Linked DNA regions of Homo sapiens: region 2 is linked to region 1. A link is an interaction called in ENCODE POLR2A ChIA-PET data of the cell type or tissue named here. Cell type or tissue: Panc1. All regions are shown on one strand. Each heading gives the region's core, and the rest is flanking DNA. Links, peaks and the distances in the headings are about the cores only. Region 1 overlaps FNBP1L (formin binding protein 1 like). Region 2 overlaps BCAR3 (BCAR3 adaptor protein, NSP family member).

Region 1 (11,341 bases), core at 2,143-7,142:
CCTCCCGCCTCAGCCTCCTGAGTTCCTGCCTGGCAATTTTTCCTTTTCTTAAACAGTACCACTGCCATCAATATTAGTTTTTATTTATAGTTTACTAGTACATACTACCACAGAAATTTATGGTGAACATTCATACTTAAAAGTTAACTAAGGTAACAAAGGATTATAAATCATGCTACTATAAAGACACATGCACACGTATGTTTATTGCGGCACTATTCACAATAACAAAGACTTCAAACCAACCCAAATGTCCATCAATAATAGACTGGATAAAGATAATGTGGCACATATACACCATGGAATATACTATGCAGCCATGAAAAAGGATGAGTTCATGTCCTTTGCAGAGACATGGATGAAGCTGGAAACCATCATTCTCAGCAAACTATCGCAAGGACAGAAAACCAAACACTGCATGCTCTCACTCATAAGTAGGAGTTGAACAATGAGAACACATGGACACAGGGAGGGGAACATCACACACTGGGGCCTGTTGGGGGGTGGGGGGTTAGGGGAGGAATAATGTTAGGAGAAATATCTAATGTAAATGACAAGTTGATGGGTGCAGCAAACCAACATGGCACATGTATACCTATGTAACAAACCTGCATGTTGTGCACATGTACCCTAGAACTTAAAGTATAAATATAAAAAAAAAAGTTAACTGAGGTAAGCAGGTATTTCTTTAGGAAAGATATACAAATGAACAATAAGCACAAGAAAAGATGCTCAATATTATTTGTCATCAAGTAAATGTAAATCAAAACCACAATAAGATACTACTTTATATCTAATTATGATGGCTATAACCAAAAATTCAGATGATATCAACCGTTGGCAAGGATATACAGAAATCAGGACTCTCACACATTCCTGGTGGTAATATAAAATGCAAAATAGTCTGGGAGTTCCTAAAATGGTTAAAAATAGAGTTACCATATGACTCAACAATTCTACTGTTAAGTATATACCCAAGAGAAAGAAAAATATATACACACAAAAACTTGTCCATCGGGCCAGGTGTAGTGGCTTACACCTGTAATCCTAGCACTTTGAGAGGCCGAGGCAGGCAGACTGCTTGAGCCCAGGAGTTTAAGACCAGCCTGGGCAACATGGCAAAACCCCATCTCTACCAAAAATATAAAAATTAGCCAGGCGTCATGGCACGTGCCTGTGGTCCCAGCTACATGGGGTGCTGAGGTGGGAGGATCGCTTGAACCCAGGAAGTCGAGGCTGCAGTGAGCCAAGACTGTGCCACTGCACTCCAGCCTGGATGACAGAGCGAGACCCTGTCTCCAAGAAACACAGAAAGAAAAATTTGTCCGTTAATGTTCACAGCACACAGCAGCATTATTCATGCCAAAAATAGAAAACACCTAAAAGTCAATCAACAGATGAATGGATGAATAAAATGTGGTATATGCATACAAGGGAATATTATTCAGTTAAAAAAAAAAGAACAAAGTAATGCATGTTACAGTATGCATGAGCCTTGAAAACATTTAAACTAACTGAAACATGCCAGTCACCAATGACCACATATGCTATAATTCCATTTATATGAAATGTCCAGAATAGGTAAATCTGTTGAGACAGGAAGATTAGTGGTTTCCTAGGGCTGGGGTTGGAGGAGAGGGAGAAGAAGGGAGTGACTCTTAATGGGCAACAGCTTTCCTTCTGAGGTAATGAAAAGTCACAGTAAAAAGATCAGTGGTTACACGGGAAGAGGGGATGACTAGGGCAAGCACAAAGGAATTGTGGGGAGGAGAGAAGCAATTTTTTATTGTGGTAAAATACACATAATGTAAAATTTACAATCTTAACTTTTGTTTAGAAAGAGACAAGGTCTCACTCTGTTGCCCAGGCTGAACTCAAATTCCTGAACTCAAGTGATCCTCTCACCTCACCCTCAAGAGTAGCTGGGACTATTGCGCACACCGCCAAGCCTACCTTTTTTAAGAGCTGGGGTCTTGTTATGTTGCCCAGGCTGAAGTACGGTGGCTATTAACAGGCACAATTATGGCACACTACAGCCTCAAACTCCGGGCCTCAAATGGTCCTCCCACCTCAGCCTCCTAAGTAGCTGGGACAACATGCATATGCCACCATGCTTGGCTCTACCATTTTTAAGTGTACAGTTCAGTGGTCCTGGGATACATTCATACTGTTGTACAACCATCACCACCAACCATCTCCAGAATTCTTTTTATCTTGCAAAACTGAAACTCTATACCCATTAAATGATAACCCCATTCCTGCCAACCCCTATTCCCTGGCAACCATCATTCTACTTCCTTCTTTCCAATTTTGACTACTATAGGTACCTCATGTAAACGGAGTTGTACAATATTCGTCCTTCTCTGACCTGTTTGTTTCACTTAACATGATGTCCTCAAGAGTCATCCATGTTTTATAGAATGTGTCAGAATTTCGTTCAAGGCTGAATAATATTCACTGTATGTGTATAACAAATTTTGTTTATTCATTTATCTGCTGATGAACAAGTGGGTTGCTTCCATTTTTTAGCTATTGTCAATAATGCTGCTATACACACGGGTGGACAAATATCTCTTTAAGACCCTACTTTTGGCTAGGCGCGGTAGCTCATGCTTGTAATTCCAGCACTTTGGGAGGCCAAGGCGGGTGGATAACTTGAGGTCAGGAGTTCAAGACTAGCCTGGCCAATATGGTGAAACCCCATCTCTACTAAAGATACAAAAATTAGCCAGGTATGGTGGCGCACACCTGTACTTCCAGCTACTCTGGAGGCTGAGGCAGGAGAATAGCTTGAATCTGGGAGGCGGAGGTTACAGTGAGCAAGATTGCACCACTGCATTGCAGTCTGGGCGACAGAGCTAGACTCCATCTCAAGGAGATGGAGGACACAAACAAATGGAAGAATATTCCATGCTCATGGATAGGAAGAATCAGTATCAGGAAAATGGCCATACTGCCCAAAGTAATTTATAGATTCAATGCCATCCCCATCAAGCTACCAATGACTTTCTTCACAGAATTGGAAAAACTACTTCAAAGTTCATATGGAACCAAAAAAAGAGCCCACACAGCCAAGACAATCCTAAGCAAAAAGAACAAAGCTGGAGGCATGACGCTACCTGACCTCAAATTATACTACAAGGCTACAGTAACCAAAACAGCATGGTACTGGTACCAAAACAGAAATATAGACCAATGGAACAGAACAGAGGCCTCAGAAATAACACCACACATCTGCAACCATCTGATCTTTGACAAACCTGACAAAAACAAGAAATGGGGAAAGGATTCCCTATTCAATAAACGGTGCTGGGAAAACTGGCTAGCCACATGTAGAAAGCTGAAACTGGATCCCTTCCTTACACCTTATACAAAAATTAATCCGAGATGGATTAAAGACTTAAATGTTAGATCTAAAACCATAAAAACTCTTGAAGAAAACCTAGGCAATACCTTTCAGGACATAGGCACGGGCAAAGACTTCATGACTAAAACACCAAAAGCAATGGCAACAAAAGCCAAAATAGACAAAGGGGATCTAATTAAACTAAAGAGCTTCTGCATGGCAAAAGAAACTACAATCAGAGTGAACAGGCAACCTACAGAACGGGAGAAAATTTTTGCAATCTACTCATCTGACTAAGGGCTAATATCCAGAAGCTACAAAGAAACAAATTTACAAGAAAAAAAAACAAACAACTCCATCAAAAAGTGGGCAAAGGATATGAACACATACTTCTCAAAAGAAGACATTTATGCAGCCAACAGACACATGAAAAAATGCTCATCATCACTGGTCATCAGAGAAATGCAAATCAAAACCACAATGAGATACTATCTCACGCCATTTGGAACGGCAATCATTAAAAAGTCAGGAAACAACAGGTGCTGGAGAGGATGTGGAGAAATAGGAACACTTTTACACTGTTGGTGGGACTGTAAATTAGTTCAACTATTGTGGAAGACAGTGTGGCGATTCCTCAAGGATCTAGAACTAGAATTACCATTTGACCCAGCCATCCCATTACTGGGTATATACCCAAAGGATTACAAATCATGCTACTATAAAGACATATGTACACATATGTTTACTGTGGCACTATTCACAATAGCAAAGACTTGGAACCAACCCAAATGTCCATCCATGATAGACTGGATAAAGAAAATGTGGCACATATATACCATGGAATACTATGCAGCCATCAAAAAGGATGAGTTCATGTCCTTTGCAGGGACATGGATGAAGCTGGAAACCATCACTCTGAGCAAACTATCACAAGGACAGAAAACCAAACACCACATGTTCTCACTCATAGGTGGGAATTGAACAATGAGATCACTTGGACACAAGGCGGTGAACATCACACACCGCGGCCTGTTGGGGGGTGGGAGGCTGGGGGAGGGATAGCATTAGGAGAAATACATAATGTATATGATGGGTTGATAGGTGCAGCAAACCAACATGGCACATGCATACCTATGTATCAAACCTGCATGTTGTGCACATGTACCCTAGAACTTAAAGTATAATAATAAAAAAGAACCCCCCCCCCCAAAAAAGAGACAACCCTCATGACACTGAAACAGGGCCTCCCAAAGGGTAACATTCTCTCAGAGCAAAACAGAAAAACCTGACCCCACAAAATGAAACCATGATATGCATAATTCTCTCAGCCTTAGTTTGAGAGGAACAGAAAAAGTTTCCCCTGATGATTTTTAGCCTCAAACTTCTACTTATGTAGCTATGTAGCCTAAATCTTATGACTATTGTGGCCCTGAGAAACCCCCAAGTCAAAATTATTGCTTATATGGATTCTGGGTTGGTATCATCCCCAAGGTACCTGACAGAAGTAATAGAAATCATTTCTGGAGGAACACATGTTATACTCAAGCCTCAATGGTTCCTGCAGATAAATTTAAAGTAACATGAACTTCTGATTAAGAATCACTAAACCCACAAGTAAATAGCTCACATCTTGAATGACAGCAATAACATCAAACTAGGTATTTAAGTTATTAGGTAATAATTTAATAATTATGTTTAATATGTTTAAAGACTGCTATTGAAAGTATGATTAAAGAACAAGAAATTGACTGTTTGGAAAAGAACAAAATAGTACTTGTAGAAAAGAAAACAACATATTATGATTGAAATTGGAAACATGTCAAACAACCAATTAACATAATTTATCATAAAATTTATTGAAAAAATCTGTAAAAAGAAAACAGAACACAGTAGAGAAATATAAATAATGAATGTTTTATTCATGTGGAGGATAGAGCAAGAAGATCCAACAAACATGTAACTGGGATTCCAGAGACATATGATAGAAACATAGAGGCAATTTTCAGAATACAAATATTGTGTTTAGTAAATAGTATACCAGATTTAAGGTTCCTATATTGAATAAGCATAAATTAGAGAAAATTGTACATATCTTTACAATTACAAGGAGAAGATCCGTATGTACTGTAGCTACTCAGTAAATCTTTGTTCAAAACCCTACTTTCAATTCTTTGGGTATATGCTCAGAAGTGAAATTGCTGAATCATATGTTTAAGTTTTGGAGAAACCACCACACTGCTTTCCACAGCACAGTAGCATTTTACATTCCTACCAAAAGTGCACAAGGGTTTCAATTTCTTCACATCCTTGCCAACACCATTTATTTTCTGTTGTTCTCATGGTAGCCACCCTTATGGGTATGAAGTAGGCCACAGGGGATTTTTAGGGTAGTGAAACTATTCTACATGATCTTGGAATCTTGGATTCATGGCATTATGCACTTGTCAAAACCTACAGAACTTCACAGCACGAAGAATGAAAGTTAATGTATGCAAGTTTAAAAAATCATTTAGGTCACAGAATCTCAGGAAAGAATGTAAAATGTGATAGGAGAATCTGTTTTACAAATGTATGAAACAAACTCACTGAAGGGCATGAGAAAAGGTGATGTAAGTAACTCTGGAAACGAAGAGCCTAAAACCAAATGCAAAGGAACTGCACATAATCACTGTACTCCAGTTGACAGAGTTGTTTCCCACAGGGATATGGGTTAACAACTCTGGTACTGCAATACATATATACTGGAAATAAACGATTAAGCAAATGGATGGCAGGCAGAGAAAATCACTGGAGTAGGAATTTACAGATAAGCAAGGAAGGAGGCTAGAAAGATAGATGTGGTAATGGATTAGATTTGGAGGCATCAGTGAGAACTCAGATTTAATACAGATGGTTACATAAGGAAATATTTATAAATATGTACACAGACGGTCCCCAACTTATGGTTTTTCAACTTTACAACTGGTTAATTGGAACACAACCCCATCCTAAGGAGCATCTTATACACAGGTTAATATACAAACATGTATTTTTTGTTAAGCTAAGAGGTCCTAAAAGAAATGATACAGCAGTAGCAATGAGCATACCCAGCACCCAGATCTGTTTCTAACACTATTCTACAACAAAATGAACCAGGGCTCTTTGAAGAAATGGCTTATTCTAGGTTTGGGGCAGGAAATGCACAAAATGAGCCTGGATCACATATCTTACAGTCCCAGAAAGTAAGGAAGCGCTTTAAAAGAAAATCCTTATTGATGGCAGTGTGTTAAAAGGACACAAAAGCCAACCGAAAGAGCTCAAACAGTCAAAAGCTGAAATAATCTGAGCAAAAAAACTAATGAAGTAGTCTTGGATTATAACTCAAAGTACAAAGCAAATATCCATCAGTTCATACTGATATAAATAAATGATTGATGAATAAATAGATGGAGGAGAAAAGACAAATCTCCTATGCAAAAGAACTCTAAATAAATTATGTAGATACTTTATCATAAAGGAGGGGAGCATAACTCCCCTCTCCTTCAGTTTTCGCTATACATAGTGACTTCCTTCCAGAGTACAGTATAGAAAAAGGAGGAAAAAAAAATACAGTGGAAAAATCTGATAAACACTACTTTAGCCAGGTGACCAAGATCAATGCCAAAAGTGATAAAATCCTGTGGATAACAGACACCCTTGAAATAATGTAATGCAAATGGCATATGGTCTTCCTCCCCAAAACCCATTAACTCCAGTCTAATCATGAAAAAACATCGGACATTTTCCAATAGAGGGGTATCCTACAATATGCTTGACCAGTACTCCTCAAAATTTTCAAGGTTATCAAAAACAAGGGAAGTCTGAGAAAATGTTACTGCCAAGTGTCTAAGGAGACATACAACTAAATGTAATATGGAACAAAAAAAGGGGTATTAGGTAAAAACTAAGGAAACCTTAATAAACTGTGGCCTTTAGTTAATAATAATGTATCAATATTGGTTCATTAGTTATAACAAATGTACCATACTAATGTAGGATGTTAATAATAGGAGAAACTGGGGCAGAAGGAATAATAAATATCTGCTTAATTTCTAAGTAAATCTAAAAGTGTTCTAAAAAATAAAGTCTATCAATTTAAAAAAAAAGTAACTCCAGGCTGATGGCCTCTTATTCTCTGTAGACAAATTTATAGCTTGGTATTATATTTAGGTGACTAAGAGATTTGGGTTAAATATAGATCTTTGTTTCCAACATCCAGGGAAATCTTCTACTCACAAAATAAATTTCTGGCCTTTTGTTTCATGACTCTTTCCTCAGTCCCTAAAGTATCTTCTCATCTGTCTTGAGTCAGGTCAACTCCACCATGCACTGCCCATCAATTCTGGATACTTGCTCAAAACACCCTTCCATTCTGGCAGGTGATGTCAGCATGGCATGATGTGTGACAAGTAAGAAGTGGTCCATAGAGTCCAGCTAAGACACACGAGTCCTTCACTAACAGGCCTCTTAAAATGATGGTGGGCTTTGTGAGATCCCTTAAGATGTCATCTCTTCTTAAAATGTCAGATCAGTTACTTGTATTATTATCCTTTTCTTAACTCCCATGTAATAATTCAAATATCCACATATTTGTTTTCCCTCTACAAAGCCATCATTAATTCCTTGGAGACAGAGATCTTATATTCTTTGCTTTGGCATACCTTATACCTATTCCTCTTCTTCCTAACAGAATCCTAATTTTGTTCAGGTACAATGCACCCAGCTCTGGAGAGTGAGAATAAGGGAGATGTTTTTTGTAGGGTTTCTAGAAAAGCTTTTGCATTTGTGATAAAGAGGCAAACATTGTTGATGTTGTTCCCTGCTTTTTTTTTTGCGCCTTAAATACAAACACGATGGTTAGAACTGCAACTATCACCTTATAACTACAAAGGAAAGTCCAAAACAATTGCACATATGCTGACTCTGAGAGTGTTGATCTCGTGAACCCACGCCAGTGACGGCCTACCTCCAAATTTCTTGTTACATAAGACAAGCTATTTGTTTAAGCACCTGATTAAGAAAAAATTCAAACTGTGCTCCCAACACCATAAACAGCAATGGTATATGTGACATCAACACTTCAACTTGCTTCTACCCTGGGAAGACCCTGCATACCTCCTGGGCCTTCACAAAAGGATTGGAAAAGAAAAAAGGGATCTGAACACTCCAGCGTAAACAAGCAAAATTCCTTTAAAAGGATCAAAAACTTCAAACAATCCAAACTCTAAATTTACAGGCAGAGCATATCAGAGCTCAGTATGCCCTAATTTTAACAGACATCTTTCCAGAGTCCTGGAATCATAAAATACTTGAGGAAAGCCTCTAACATGAAAGACAGAAACCAAAACCGACAAAGAAAAAAATGCAAACTTGGAGGTTACAGATATTATGCAAAGATAAGAAAACTAAACATAAAAAACCTATTTTTATTTTTAATTGACAAGTAAAAATTATATATATTTATGATATAAAACTATTCTTACAGCAACTTTCAAGTATACATTATTAACTGTAGTCAGCATGATGTACAATAGATCTCTTTAACTTATTCTTCCTGCATAACTGAAAGTTTAAGTCTTTTGACAAACATCTCCCCACTTCTCCCCACACCCAGCCTCTGGTTACGACCATTTTGCTCTGTTCCTATGAGTTCAACTTTTCTACACTCCACATGTAAGTGAGATTATGTGATATTTGTCTTTCTGTACCTGGCTTATTTCACTTAACATGAAATCCTCCAGGTTCATCCATGTTATCGTAAATGACCGGATTTCCTTTTTTTTCTGTGACACATCCCACAGGAGATCCTGAAAACATGTGCCTGGGATTTCCTTCTTTTTAAGAACTGAGTAGTATTCCACTGTGAAAACAGATATTTTCTTTATCCATTCATTCACTGATGGACATTTACGTTGCCTCCTGTTTCAGTCCCATTTGTGCTGCTAAAAGAAAGTATCTGAGACTGGGTAATTTATAAAGAACAGAAATTTATTTGTCATTGTTCTGGAGGTTGGGAAGTCCAAAATCAAGGTGCCAGGAAAACTGGTATCTGGTGAAGGCTGCTCTCTGCTTCCAAGACAGCGCCTTGGTGCTATGTCGTCACACACCAAAAGGGCAAATAGGAATGGAAAGTGTGAACTCTCTCCTTCAAGTCCTTTTATAAGGGCTGTAATCCCATCCATGAAGGCAGAGCCCTTACAGACTAATCACTTCTTAAAGGCCCCACTGCTTAAAACAGATTGAGCATCCCAAATCTGAAAATCCAAAATCGGAAATGTTCCAAAACCTTTTGAGTGCCAACATGATGCTCAAAGGAAATGCTCATTGGAGCAGTTCAGGTTTTGGATTTTCAGATTTGGGATGCTCAATTGATAAGTATAATGCCAATATTTCAATATCCCAAAAACACACACACACACACACACACACACACACACACACATCTGAAATCCAAAACACTTCTGGTCTTCTCCAACCATTTCAGAGAAGGGGCACTTAATGTGTACTCTTGTATTAGAGATTAAGCTTCAACTTGTATTTTGGAGGGGACACAAACATTCAAATCATAGCAATCCCGTATCTTGACTAGTGTGAATAATGTTGCAAAGAAAGTGGATGCAGGTATCTCTTCACCATACTAATTTCCTATCCTTTGGATAAATACACAGAAGTGGGATGCTAGGCCATATGGCAATTCTATTTTTAATTTTTTGAGGAACTGTCATATTGTTTTCCATAATGGCTGCACTAATTTACATTCCCATCAACAATGTACAAGGGTTCCGTTTTCTTCACATCCTCACCAACATTTATCTTTCCTTTTTTTAGTAACAGTCCTATAACAGGTGTAAAGTGGTATCTCATCGGGGCTTTAATTTGCATTTCCCTGATGATCAGAGATGTTGAGCATTTTTTCATATACATGTTGGCCAATTACATGTCTTCTTTCCAGAAATTTATGCTCAGGTCCTCAGCCCATTTTTTTAATCAAGTTGTTTTCTTGCTAGAGTTGTCTGAGTTCCTTACATATTTTGAGTATTAACCACTTTTCAGACCCATAGTTTACAAATATAGTAGTCCCCCCTTAACCACAGAGGATACATTCTGTTCTTTCTTTTGTGAGACAGAGTCTCTCTCACTGTGTCGCCCAGGCTGAGTGCAGTGGCGTGATTTCAGCTCACTGTAACCTCCACCTCCTGGGTTCAAACAATTCTTGGAGTAGCTGGGATTACAGGTGCATGCCACCACACCTGGCTAATTTCTGTATTTTTAGTGGAGACGGTGTTTTGTCATGTTGCCTAGGCTGGTCTCATATCTCTGGCCTCAAGGGATCCACCCACCTTGGCCTCCCAAAGTGCTGGGATTACAGGCGTGAGCCACCATGCTCAGCCCACAGAGGATATACTGTAAAACTCCCAGTGGATGCCTAAAACCTCGTGTAGTACCAAAGTCTATATGGGTCTATACTGTTTTTCCTATACTTCTATACTTGCCATAAAGTTCAATTTATAAATTAAGCACAGTAAGAGATTAACAACAATACTAATAATAAAAGAGAACAATTAGAACAATAAATAGTAATAAAAGTTATGTGAATGTTTATTTCTGAAAATTTCCATTTAATATTTTCAGACCACAGTTGACCACAAAAAGCAAAACTGAAGGGTGGATTACTGTAATATTCTTCCATTCCATGGGCTGTCTTTTCACTCTGTTGACTGCTTCCTTTGTTGTGTAGAAGCTTTTTAGCTTGATGTAATCCCTCTTGTCCATTTTGCTTTTGTTGCCTGTGTTTTTGGAGTCATAACTAAAAAATCTCTGCCCAGATCAATGTCATGGAACTATATTTTCTTCTAGTATTTTTACAGTTTCAGGTCCTATGTTTAAGTCTTTAAGCCATTTTAAGTTGATTTTTGTATATGGTGTGACATGAAGGTCTAGTTTCATTCTTCTGGGCTGGGCACGGTAGCTCATGCC
Region 2 (11,341 bases), core at 2,651-7,650, 150 kb before region 1:
TTTTTAGCTTGAAGGAATCGTTATTTGCTCTCCAAGGAGAATACCAGGTGAAAATGGCCCATTCTGTGGTGGCTAATGGCCTGATTGATGAGTCATGCTCACAGAACTGCTGGGGCCTGGGCCTGGCTGCTCACACGGACTTACCCTTTGAACTCCATCTAACGGAAATGAGGGCAAGCCAGAAAACGCTTCCTCACAGGTGCGGTACTGGACCTTCGAGGACAGTGGGGACCCACTGACCAGACAGTCTTCAAGGGCTCTTCCAGCTCAGAAAACCCTTCTGAGTTCTGCCACCTTGGTGCTTCCTTCTAGGTTCTCTGGTGGACTTTCTGTGGCCTGGGAGCCGTCAAGACTGCAGACCAGACCTCCAGAGTCAGAGAGGAGAATGAGTGAGGGAGGAAAGCAGAAAGGAAGTCATCGCCCACACTCGCTGTGGCAATAGCGCCTCACTTAGCAGCTCCATCCCCATGTTGACACGTTGATGAGGCCGGGCCCTTGCCCTTGCGTGGGTGTGAGACTGTGGCTCTCCATACCTGCTCACTGGGCCCAGAGCAATTTCCTATTTTTGTGGGCAGACTTGACCTAGTCCAAAGGCCAAGGTCTCCCGAGGATTTGACGCTAATCCCGTTGGATATTTCTCATACCTCCCTCATGCCTCATCTGGTATTGTTCCTTTCTGGACTGAATAGATCTTGTTTCTTCCTCATTACAAGTTTCTGCCTGTGTGAAGTTTTAGAAAGCTTCAGGACACATTCCATATTTGAGGCCGAAGCCACAAAAAGTTAATATTTGGAGCGGTAGGATAGGAGAGGAAGAGCTACAGGCAGAAATCTGGATTTGATTAAAAAAAAAAAAAAAAAAAAAGAACTCGTTGAGCATCCGCTATAACTGGAATGAAGGGAAAAGCAGTTAGTTTTCCCTAAAGGTGTTATGTGGCTCTTGGTAGGGGTAGAGGCCTCAGGTCGCAGGGAATCCAGGAGGGCCTTGCTTGGCTGCGTTGGATGCGAGGTTTGTGTGCAGGATCTAGGTTACGCAAAGTGGGTAATCAGAGTGGCGATGAGTAATTAAAGTGAAGGATTTAAAGGAAGGTATAGGACAAACAGTTGAGTCAGAAGTGGGTACACAGTCCCCATCCTCCCAACAGGTTGCACAGCCAGGTGGGAGGGCATAGGGCGCTCAGGGTGTTTGCTGACAGACTTGCTAATTAAACACCAAAAGGCAATATTGCTTTGCCAGTAGTGATGGCTGTGCCAACGTTATCAGCTGCAAACTGGCTGCCAGGAGCATCTTAATTAAAAATAAACAGCTCTGGAGGTGGGCTTGGGAGAGTGAGGACAGGGATCCTGCCTGGGTTACTTAGTACATCTAGTATTTCTCCTAGGGAAAGTCACTTTTAGGCCACCTCCTTTCCTCAAAGGAGCCTCTGTTCATAACAAGGTGGTGTGAATGTACAACTTACCCTGCTTCCTTAAACCTCTGGGTGCTGGAGTGACAAGCAGACAGAACCACTAGGAGCAGGTCGCATGGTACAGTTCAGCCCCAGAAGGAAATTCTGGGTCGGGGGAGAGGGGCTGCTAATGATTTCTGCCTGGTCTCTAAATTGAGGGGACAGCTAAAGCCCAAGGCCTCTTCTAAGAGGGGTTAGAATTTCATCAGAAAGCAAGTCTGGTCACATGAGAATTTCTGGCACTGTGTGCATGGCAGGCTGGACACCAGCCTGCGAGAATTGAGCGAGTGGATCGTATTGGCTTCAGCAGAGGGGAAAAGTCCCAGACTAGCCTGGGAGAAGGAGCCGACTCACTCCCCCGGCTGCCGACTTCCCTGACTTCTGGGCAGAAACAGCACAGCTGCTGTGGTGGGCTAGGGCTTTAACGTCCGAAGCCCCCTTTCTTTTAACCCTAAAGAAAGTGTGTGGTCCCCGGGACTGAAGACCGAAAGATGCCTAAGGAATGCAGTGCTTTCCACGCCCTCTCAGCAGCTCTGTGCTGCTTCTATCACCGCAAGTCTTTCATTGGAGTCAAGGTAGGTTTGGTTTGGAAATAAAGTACATCTGTCAATCTTTTGGGGGACCCTGAAAGCATGAGTTTCCTAAAGGGCAATAGATAAAAGTTTGCAGCTTGCTGATTGTGAAAACAGAGGTGCTTTCTTTGACTGATGGGTCTTCAAGAGCCCCTAGTGGTGTACCTCCCCTGGAAGCAGAACCCAGTGGCACAGAACAGGGCTCCTTGTCTGTTTTGGGCTGAAGCTGTTTTTCAGGACACTTTCAGTTCTCTGTAGGCTGAAATTTTATACTAAAGTAGCTCAATAGGACAGAGCTATTTTTCTTCTTTCTCTCTTTGTCTCTCTTCCTTCATTTCTAACGAACACAAGGTAGCTGAGCCCTTTTCTCTGTTTATCCTGCTGGTCCATTACTTATCAATAATGTACATAATGTACAGAAGCCACACAATATTTCCTTTCAAATTGCAGCCAGGTTTCAAAACATCTCAGGGTTCAGAACTGTTGTTGTCTTTACTGCTCACATTTTAACATTTGTTATAAGACACCGGTGCCAAGAGCTTTGTATAATATGTCAATACACTATTTTGATGAAAATATTCAGAGAACCTCCTTTGGCTAATTCAAGATGAGGCCTGTGTTCTATTTGCCTGCCTGTGACGCACTAGGAATTAAGATTAATATAGGCTTTCGTGGATCTTGGGGTTTGTCTGCCTTGGAAAAAGCCTGTCGGCCCCAGCCTGACTGCGGACCTCGTTTATTCCTGGGAAATTGGACTCTGAAAGCTCTCAAGGAATCCTTCCCACCCTGAAGCAGAGCTCCCTCTCCTGTGGGACTGGCTCATTCATTACCTTTGAAAAGGCTGCAGCAGGGTTATGATGTTCTGCTTCTTTCTTCTCAATACGCTTTTAAAAAAATCAGGAAAACTACCTGTTAGTGGGAGAAAACCTTTTTGTTTAAAAATATACAGAGTGGGAAAAGGGTGAGTTTCCATTGATTTTGCTCCCTGGTAGGAGTGTTCATTTTTGTCCCTTTGTCAAGAAATTTGACAGAGGATGAGTAATTAATCATTGGTTAGAAGCATTCCCTTCCTGACTTGAGCCCCTTTCTGTCCTGGAGCCCAGTGAAGTGATGCGAGATCCATGTGGTTTCTGGCCTAAATATGGATCGTTCAAGTGTGGGGCAGATGAAGTCATGCCATTAACAGTATTTTAAAGCTTCCAAGATAGACTAGGAGGTCCCAAAGGGTATGGTGCACTTCGGGGATTGGCAGTGGGTTTCACTCTAATAGAAGTCCTTCCACAAGCCAACTTCTGCTAATTCAGTGAAGTGCAACTCAGCATTGGGTGTATGAGGGAGTCAGCCTATAAATATCTGGGTCTGAGGGATGAGTTTCTGTTTGGGTACCTGTTGGTCTGCAGTTACGGCCCCAAGGCTACATAATATATAGAAAAGGCCACTTAATATATGGGGTAGTCGGGTCCAGCTGTCCTTCAGCTTGTGCACTCTCTATCTCTCCACCGTGGCCACTCTTGGTGGTTGACTGTGGTAGAAACACCCTTCTTTCCGCCTGGACTTCTACTCTATTCCCAGTTTGTCGAAGTCTTCATAGCACAGAGAGAAGGCCTGAGCTGCTCACTCACTGGAAACTGTAGCCCTCGGTCCCAACTTAGGGTTTACCAACTGCACCCTCAAGATGAGTCTCCCTGTTTTGTTTTGCTTAGCTAGTTACTTGGGAAAGAAATCTGCTTGTACTTAATCCCCCATCCTGCCAGTGGTGCCCCAGTTGATAATGCCGAGTCGCTTTATTGACTCCCACTTTAATTAGGGGTTCCAGATCTTGCTGCTCATAATTAGTTTCCGTTGCAATTAGAGTTTCAAAATTAAATTGGGATTGATTGCCTGATAGCAAAGAGGAAATAAAGCTCCAATTCTTGACCATGTATACTGCTTCTCTTGGCATGAATTTCTCATACCAAAAATAACACTGCGGTAGCCATGGTAACTTTCCATTTGGTCTAATCCATATCATCTCTGGAGAAAGTACGATGGTATTAATAGTGTTTGCTGTATGGGAACAAAACTAAAAATATAGAGGGTCCCTCCTTACATAGGAGAATGATTATACAGGTGTTTTTAGAGAGTAAGATCTTATTTGCAGCGGTCTTACAGAATTTAGGATGTATTTAGAGGCCTCATACGGACTTGTGTATAAAGACCTTGGAAAGGAATTAAATGGGAGGCCGAAAATGGAGAGAAGGATCAGGGATGTGCTGGCCCTCATAGAGTTGGGGCCAAATACAAGATGTTCCAGCCATGTTGAGGGTCATGACTTTAATATCCCGAAGGGGTTCACAGTAGACAGCCGTTACATAAAAGACTACTGGATCTTTTTTCTGGGGGAAAAAAGACGAAAGTGTTTTATTTAAGCCCAGTGGAAAGAAACTTGTAATGGAGATATTCCAGATCATAACATTAACAGACATATTCAAGTTCTAAAGTCCATGCGTGTTGAATGTAGAATGGGTGTTGAATGTAAAGTCCATGCATAAGCCCTCTGTTAGGTGGGGAGGGATTTGTGGGAGGTGTGGGGCAATAAATGAGATTTGAGGCATGGTTCCTGCCTTCAAAGACTTACCACAAGGATATTATTAGGTCATAATATCACTTCATTACATTTGCAAAAGACTTTCAAATGTATGAGTTCTTTCACATCTTGTCTCATTGGAGTCTCAAAACAAGCTCTCTATGCTATGAAGACTTCAACAACTTTGTCTCACTGGAGTCTGAAAATAAGCTCTGTGAGGTGAGCAGGGCAATAATTTACCCTTTCCGCAGAGGACACACCAAGGCTCAGAGAAACAGCCCGCCCAGAATCATTTCGTGGGGAACTAGGAATAGAAAGCAGATTTTCTGGGCTGAAGCCTAGTGCTCTTTCTTTTTTTTTTTTGAGACGTAGTTGCCCAGGCTGGAGTGCAATGGCGTGATCTCGGCTCACTACAACCTCCGCCTTCTCCTGTCTCAGCCTCCTGAGTAGCTGGGATTACAGGCACCCACCACCACACCTGGCTAATTTTTGGTATTTTTAGTAGAGACAGGGTTTCACCATGTTGGCCGTGCTGATCTTGAACTCATGACCTCAGGTGATCTGCCCACCTCGGCCTCCCAAAGTGCTGGGATTACAGGTGTGAGCCACCATGCCTGGCTGCTAGCGTTCTTTCTACTGTACTATATTAAGACAATTGACGCCTAAAATAAGATGATATTGTGTATGTTAATACTTTATTTTGCAGTTCAGTTGGGAGAGAACAGTGTGAGCCTTAGTTTTTAGGAAAGCTTCAGGGAGGATGTGGGACTGTTTTTGTTTTTGATGTTGTTGTTTGTTTGTTTTTAAGAACAGGTAACCCCTTTTAAATTTTTCTCCTTTTTTTAATAACTGGGGATTTGGATGGACAAAGAAAAGAATGGCATAGGGACGGCATTTCAGCCTGGGGGAGCAGCAGACCCAGTAGCTCAGAGATAGAAAAGCCACTGGCATTTGCAGGAGTGCAGAAGGCCAGGCCTGCTCAGAGCAGAAGGTTCACTGGGAAGGTTAGTGTGTGACATGGTCAGAGAAGTCACAGAGGATCTAGGAATAATCCCAGCAGCCAGGCCTCCTGTACCAGGGGTTAATAAGTATTTGAGGCACATTTCCCCATTGGCTTTCATCCCATTGCATCCTTAGTTCAGCTCAGCAGTCACCGGTTGTGGTACCTCGGATGTGTCGGTGCTGGGGACCCAGTGGGAGTTGTTGGTCCAGTGGGGATCTCTGCTGTAATACCATGCCTGGTGGGCATTCTGCAGACATTTAACTCTGGTTGAAGGAAACGATCGGTTATCACTGATTTGGTGTTGCTCTCTTTAGAGGGTGCTGTGGCTCCCTGGAGGCACATGCCTGGCATAGATGGGGCAGGAGTGGCGAGGATCAGGGATGGCCTCCTGCAGGGAGGCAGAGCCTTTGCTGAGTCTGGTGAATTAGTCGAAGTTATCCAGAGAAGGAGGAGAATTGGCCTTCTTCGTGGAGAGAGGAGCACGCACAAAGTGTAGAGACGTGGAGTACCCCGGTGTGGGCAGGCAGGGAGGCATCAGCCTGGAAGGGGAGCACAGGGAGTGGCCGCTGGCAGGCCCGCCCCCAGGTCCCTGGTGAGCTAGAGGAGGAACTTGGTAAAAAGCACAATGGGTCACATTTCTGGGGCTGGCACTGGAAACAAACCCCTACCTCTTCTGGCCCCTTGTGTCTCTGACTGTTAGTAACTTATTTATTTAGGTATTTTTGTGGACAGGGGACAAAGGAGCTGAAACTTGTCACTTTGTCAATGTTTGCGCCTGAGGAAGGTCAGGGGTGCCTGTGTCAGAGGAACCTAAGAGACGGGAATTACCTTGCAAGGGCGGAAAAGCCACCTTTCTGAAAGAGCGCAGATAGAGAGGTTGGGGTGTGGTGCCTGTGGATAGATGGAATCAGTAAGTCTCAGCTAACCAGGCCTTAAGTCTAGTGGCCATGGTCTTGTCAATGAGCAGCCACAGAAGGCAGGGATGTTAGACATGTGCTTTCCTAGACTTATATTCGACTGTCTTTGCAGCCAGGAAGTGCTATGTAGTATTGTTTCTTTTTTGTTTTCCTTTAAAGTCATTTCCCCTACCCTGAAAAAAATATCTGGAGCCTCTTGGAATCCATATTACAGCCTGAGGAGTCACATCTGCCCATCCTAGAGTGCCAGGCCCCTGGAACTTGGTTTCATGTGAAACTGTCTTTCTGTGGCGGTGCGTGTGTGTGGTGCAGCAGAGGCCCTGCTCATCTTCCCTGTGGCTGGTCATTTGGTCTGTCTGTTACGGTGACAGCTTGGGGACTGGTGACACATCCCAGCATTGACGATGGCCTGAGTTGCCTTTGTCAGTGGGGCAGATGCACCATCAGCACGAGCTGCGCAAGGTGGAAGAAGCCTTGCAGGAAATGTCTTTCCAAGTAACTCAGCCCCTCCTCGTGGCAGCTGCTAGTTGCTCACTTATCTCTCCAGCCCTCCAAAAAGAAAGGACAGTGTAGCTTTTTGAAAGAGGCTTAAATGCATTCCATTGGCATCTGGTTGGGTGGGATCTGGTTTCAATATCAGGGGAAAGACATGCTTGACAGAGCCTGTGTCCCAGGACCCGGTTCCCTAGCAGACCCTGGAGCTGGGATCCTGGCCAAGAACTTGTTTTTGTTGGAGAGACCTAAGTGGGAAGCAGAGACGGGATTGGGATCTTGGGAAAATTCTGTTAGTGGATTCAGCACCTCCAGGACTGCAGAGGGATGGGCCATGCTAAACACTGGGGAGGACGCTGGAGGCTTGGTGTGCTCCGACCACAAAGGTCTCCCCGCACAGCCTGCGCGAGAGGTCAGCAGTGCACGGGGGACCCAGGCCTGTTGCTGGGTTTAAAGATGTTGTCAGTGATAGCTTGGGGGCCTTTTAGCTGATGGGTATCTTGGGTATCCCCAGGAACAGCAGAGGAGACTCAGCCTGTCCTGGTTGGGAAGGAAAGGAGAGCCTCAGGAGGTTGGACACCATCTCTGGCCTCAGCTGTATTTCCAGTGTGTGTCCACAGTGCCAGGAGCTACTGTTGAAATCTGGCTCTGGCCATGAGAATCTTATGGCCTATTTTTCTGTCTAGCTCATGAAAGTGCTATGTTTCATGTCTTTTAGTTCTTGTGGAGAAGAACTCTCCCCAGTGTCTACTCTAGATATGTGTGTGCTTTTACAAAAATAGTTATGTAGAAAGGACTGATGAGTAAAATCTGGATTCTCAGTAAGATGAGATTTGAGGAACTATCCATCCAGCCTCTGACTCAGAAGCCATTGATTCATCGCCCTTCCCCAGCCTACCCCTAGCATGTGCACTGAGGGCCTACTAGGAGGGGGAAGACAGAGGTGAACATTCCGCCCGAAGGAGCTCTGCTGTGTCTGGTGGGCGGATGGAGATACAAGCAGCTTACGCTGTGCTTTGTGGTGGGTGCAAAGGCAGGAAGGATGCACAGCCTATTGTGAGATCCAGGGAGAGGTCTTTAACCCAGCCCTGGATCAGGGGACTTCCTGAAGGAGATAACACTGTAGGAGCCATAGGGACAAAAGGCACAGGAGAGGGAAAGAGCTTCCTATACGGGAGCTTGAGGCTGAAGCTGAGGAGTGGAAGGAGATGAGCCCATAGAGGTGGTTGGGGAACAGAGCATGCTGGGCCTTTTTTTTTTTAAGGGCAGTGGGGACCCAGCAAGTGGCTTGGATGCGGAGTGAGTGAGAGCTTGGGCGTTGGACTCTATGTGTGGGATGAGTTTGAGGAGCAGCAGCAGCATCCCCCTAACTCATGCCTGTGTCCTCCCTGGGCCCCTGAAGCCTCCCATCTGTCCTGCTTGTCCTAGTTCAGCTCACCCTAATTTTCCTCCCTCCACCTTCTCTTCAGGCCTTGTCCTTCTAACTCTCATAACGAGATCGTGTTTCCTCTTAGCTTAGAAACATGCTGTGGTCTTTCCCATGTTAAAAACCCTCCTCGTTTCCATGCTCATTCCTGGTCCCCATCTTCCTCCACCCCGAAGCTGGTTAACAGTCTTTTTAAAATTATTGATCTGGGGGTGCATGCACAGGTTTGTACATGGATATATTGCATAGCGGTGGGATTTGAGCTTCCAATGTACTCACCACCCAAATAATGAACATTGTACCAATGGGTAATTTGTCAGCCCCTCACTCCCTATCCCTCCGCCCCTCTTTTGGAGTCCCCAGTGTCTATTATGTCCCTCTGTATATCATACATGCATAAACTCTCACTTGTAAGTTAACACAGTCTTTACTCCCTCCCTTTCCATTGGCCACTCAGCCCCTTTTATGCCACCAGTGACCTGCACATTGCCAAGTGCAGCGGATGCTGTCCAATTCTGATATGATTGGAACTCTCTGCAGCACTTGACAATGTTGACCATTTCTTCCTGAAATCAGCTTTCTCAACCTCCAGGACACTGCATTCTGTTTGTTCTCCTGTGTCCTTCCTGTCCAGTCCTACTGTCTTCTTGGGTTTCTCTTTCTAGTCTGCCTCTGAAAAGCCTCCCCCAGCCCTCTTCTCATGCTGTATCCCATCTGTTTGGTGAAAGTTGGGATAGAATACCCCTCTATACTGAGGACTCCCAAGCCGTAGTTCTCCAGATAGGCTCTCCAGTCAACCTATGTCCATAGCACCTGGACCCCATGGCCCAGTAAGTGACTCCATCCAGAAGGCCCAGCAGACCTTAGTTCTACATCTTCTTCCACAAACCCACTATGCCCTCGTGCATTTTTATTGGATGTTGGTGGCTCAGTCATCTTTCTGGAATGCCCATGCCCCTTCCTCCTATTCATTTTCCACATGTAATTAATGAGTAGGTCTTCATGATATTACCTTCTAAACACCACTCTCACCTGTCTCTTTCTTTCTGTCCCTACCACCACCCTATTTTCTTGTGAGATGTAAACATTCTTGCTCACTGTTTAGCCCACAGGAATGCTGTATGAACTCATGAGATCTGAGTTGTATTGGGTTGAGTATCTTGTGTCTTTAAGTCCAGTTTCTGGTTCTCTGTTTCTCTGCATGACATGTAGGATGTTTGCTGTTTGCATTTTTTAAAATGCTTGTTAAATGAGATATGTGGGTATCTAGTGCTTTGAGCTCCTCTAGAAGGAATATACCTTTAAAGTGACCTGTGAGTTGTATATTGAAAGTGGTGCAGTTGATGTCTGGCCAAAACCCATCTTGTGATGAATCATTTTGTTTTACTGCAAGCCTGCTGCGTACTTAGCACTGACATGTGATGCGCTTTGTCCCAGAGCAGAGTTCTAAGATGGTAGTTAGTCATGGTACTATTTTGGAGAGAGAGAATTTGAAAGTCATTTGTTCTACACCCCACGCTGGAAGGCTGTCTGAATCTTTGGCTTTTCCTCCATGTGTTTGGCATATCTTGTTTTTCCTTCCAATTACATCTTTGGGTGTCTTTCAACTACGGTGCATTTTGTTCATTCAGTACTCTCCTTTTCCTAATTCATCTCATTCATTCAAGGTGAATTAGGAAATGAGAGTATTTGAATTAAGTTGATTTTGATTTGCTGACATTCTTATTGAAGAGCAAATAGGACATCTGGTTTGATGAATAGCTGTGTTCCAGATCATTCATAATTTGCATTAAGATGTTGAATTAACAAGATTGAATTACCAGTGGTGAGGATTTCTGGCTTGGATCTTCTAGCATTTTGAACTCTGATCAGCCGGTTTTCAAACTCTTTTATTAGGGTCTGCCTTAGCCAGGGCAGTCTTTGTTCTTTTCATTCTTTAAAGATGTTAAGAAAGCACTACTATTACTGAGTGTAATCTTGCTGCTGAACTCAGCGATTAATATTTCACTTGCATTGTTTCTTTTAACCCAAGTGCCAGCCCTGTGAAAGCAAGAGAGATATTATTCAAAGTCGCTCGAGGACATGGTTAAAGGGAGCAAAGTAGTTTAGACAGGGTTTTCACAGTAGGTTGGACTGGTGTTTAGCTTTTATCAAAGCCCTTCATTTCTCTAGTCCAATAATGATTAAGTGCACCCATTGACCTTCGGCCTTCCTCTGAAGTGTGGCACATCCGACTTCTCTCTAGGAGGAATGAGAATACAGGCCTGCCTCTTGGGGTGATTTGGATGTCTGGTCCTCTGTGGGCTGCTCCAGGAAGTCATCATCTAAATTTGATCTAGACGGAAGGTACCCGCCAGGGCTTTCAGCGTGGCAAGATGTTAACAAATGGCCTGTTGGAAATCTCATCGTGTTTCGGTTTATCTATTAACGAAAAGGTGAGACCCCCTTGGAGCTGAGCTTTGAGTGAGGCTGTAGGTAAATGATGTTTATCAAGGGGTAAGAAACATGATGGGCAAACTCACTGGGGTCAAGAAGGGATGGAGAGAGACGTTACAGTGCAATGAGTACATTGAGCAGTTTCACCAGTGAGTGGGTGATCTTAGTGAAGAAAAGAAGCCACATTTGTTGGCGTTGTATGTGCTACATTCTGTCAAGCTTAGAATTCTACCCGAAGTTTTCAGAACAAAATCAGTGAGAAATAATTTTCAGTCCCTTGGTGTTCTATCAAAATAAAACTGAGCTTCAAAAGCAACAGCTTCATGATCTGGCAGGATGGGAATGTGTGCAAGAGACCTTGCCCAGAGAATGACTGTGGATCAAAGGTAACAGGGGTTTAACATCAAAGAAGGCATGGGCACCTATCACAATGATTCTAATGTAATTAGTTTGTCATGTAGGATTAAGTTACTGCTGCCTGC

Evidence for each region. ChIA-PET counts read pairs that join two places held together with the same protein. Peaks named below come from ENCODE experiments on the same cell type or tissue, not always from the same donor. Only the 100,000 strongest peaks of a DNase experiment are listed, where the experiment ranks them.
Region 2: POLR2A ChIA-PET joins it to region 1 with 23 read pairs; 3 of 35 experiments call an interaction of 5 or more read pairs at or near these places.

Annotation. Positions count from the first base shown.
Region 1 is chr1:93,458,407-93,469,747 of GRCh38, reverse strand. The region is part of intron 1 of FNBP1L (formin binding protein 1 like); the gene reads right to left. Among named protein-coding and RNA genes, the nearest start is that of FNBP1L, 16 kb to the right of the region's middle. In Panc1, for the core only: no CTCF peak of the experiment used is centred there; no DNase peak of the experiment used is centred there.
Region 2 is chr1:93,604,528-93,615,868 of GRCh38, reverse strand. All of the region lies in intron 3 of BCAR3 (BCAR3 adaptor protein, NSP family member), which reads left to right. Among named protein-coding and RNA genes, the nearest start is that of BCAR3-AS1, 18 kb to the right of the region's middle. RefSeq lists enhancers at 1-415, 1,069-1,721, 1,722-2,375, 5,610-6,173. In Panc1, for the core only: no CTCF peak of the experiment used is centred there; no DNase peak of the experiment used is centred there; H3K4me3 peaks cover 921 bases; H3K27ac peaks cover 795 bases.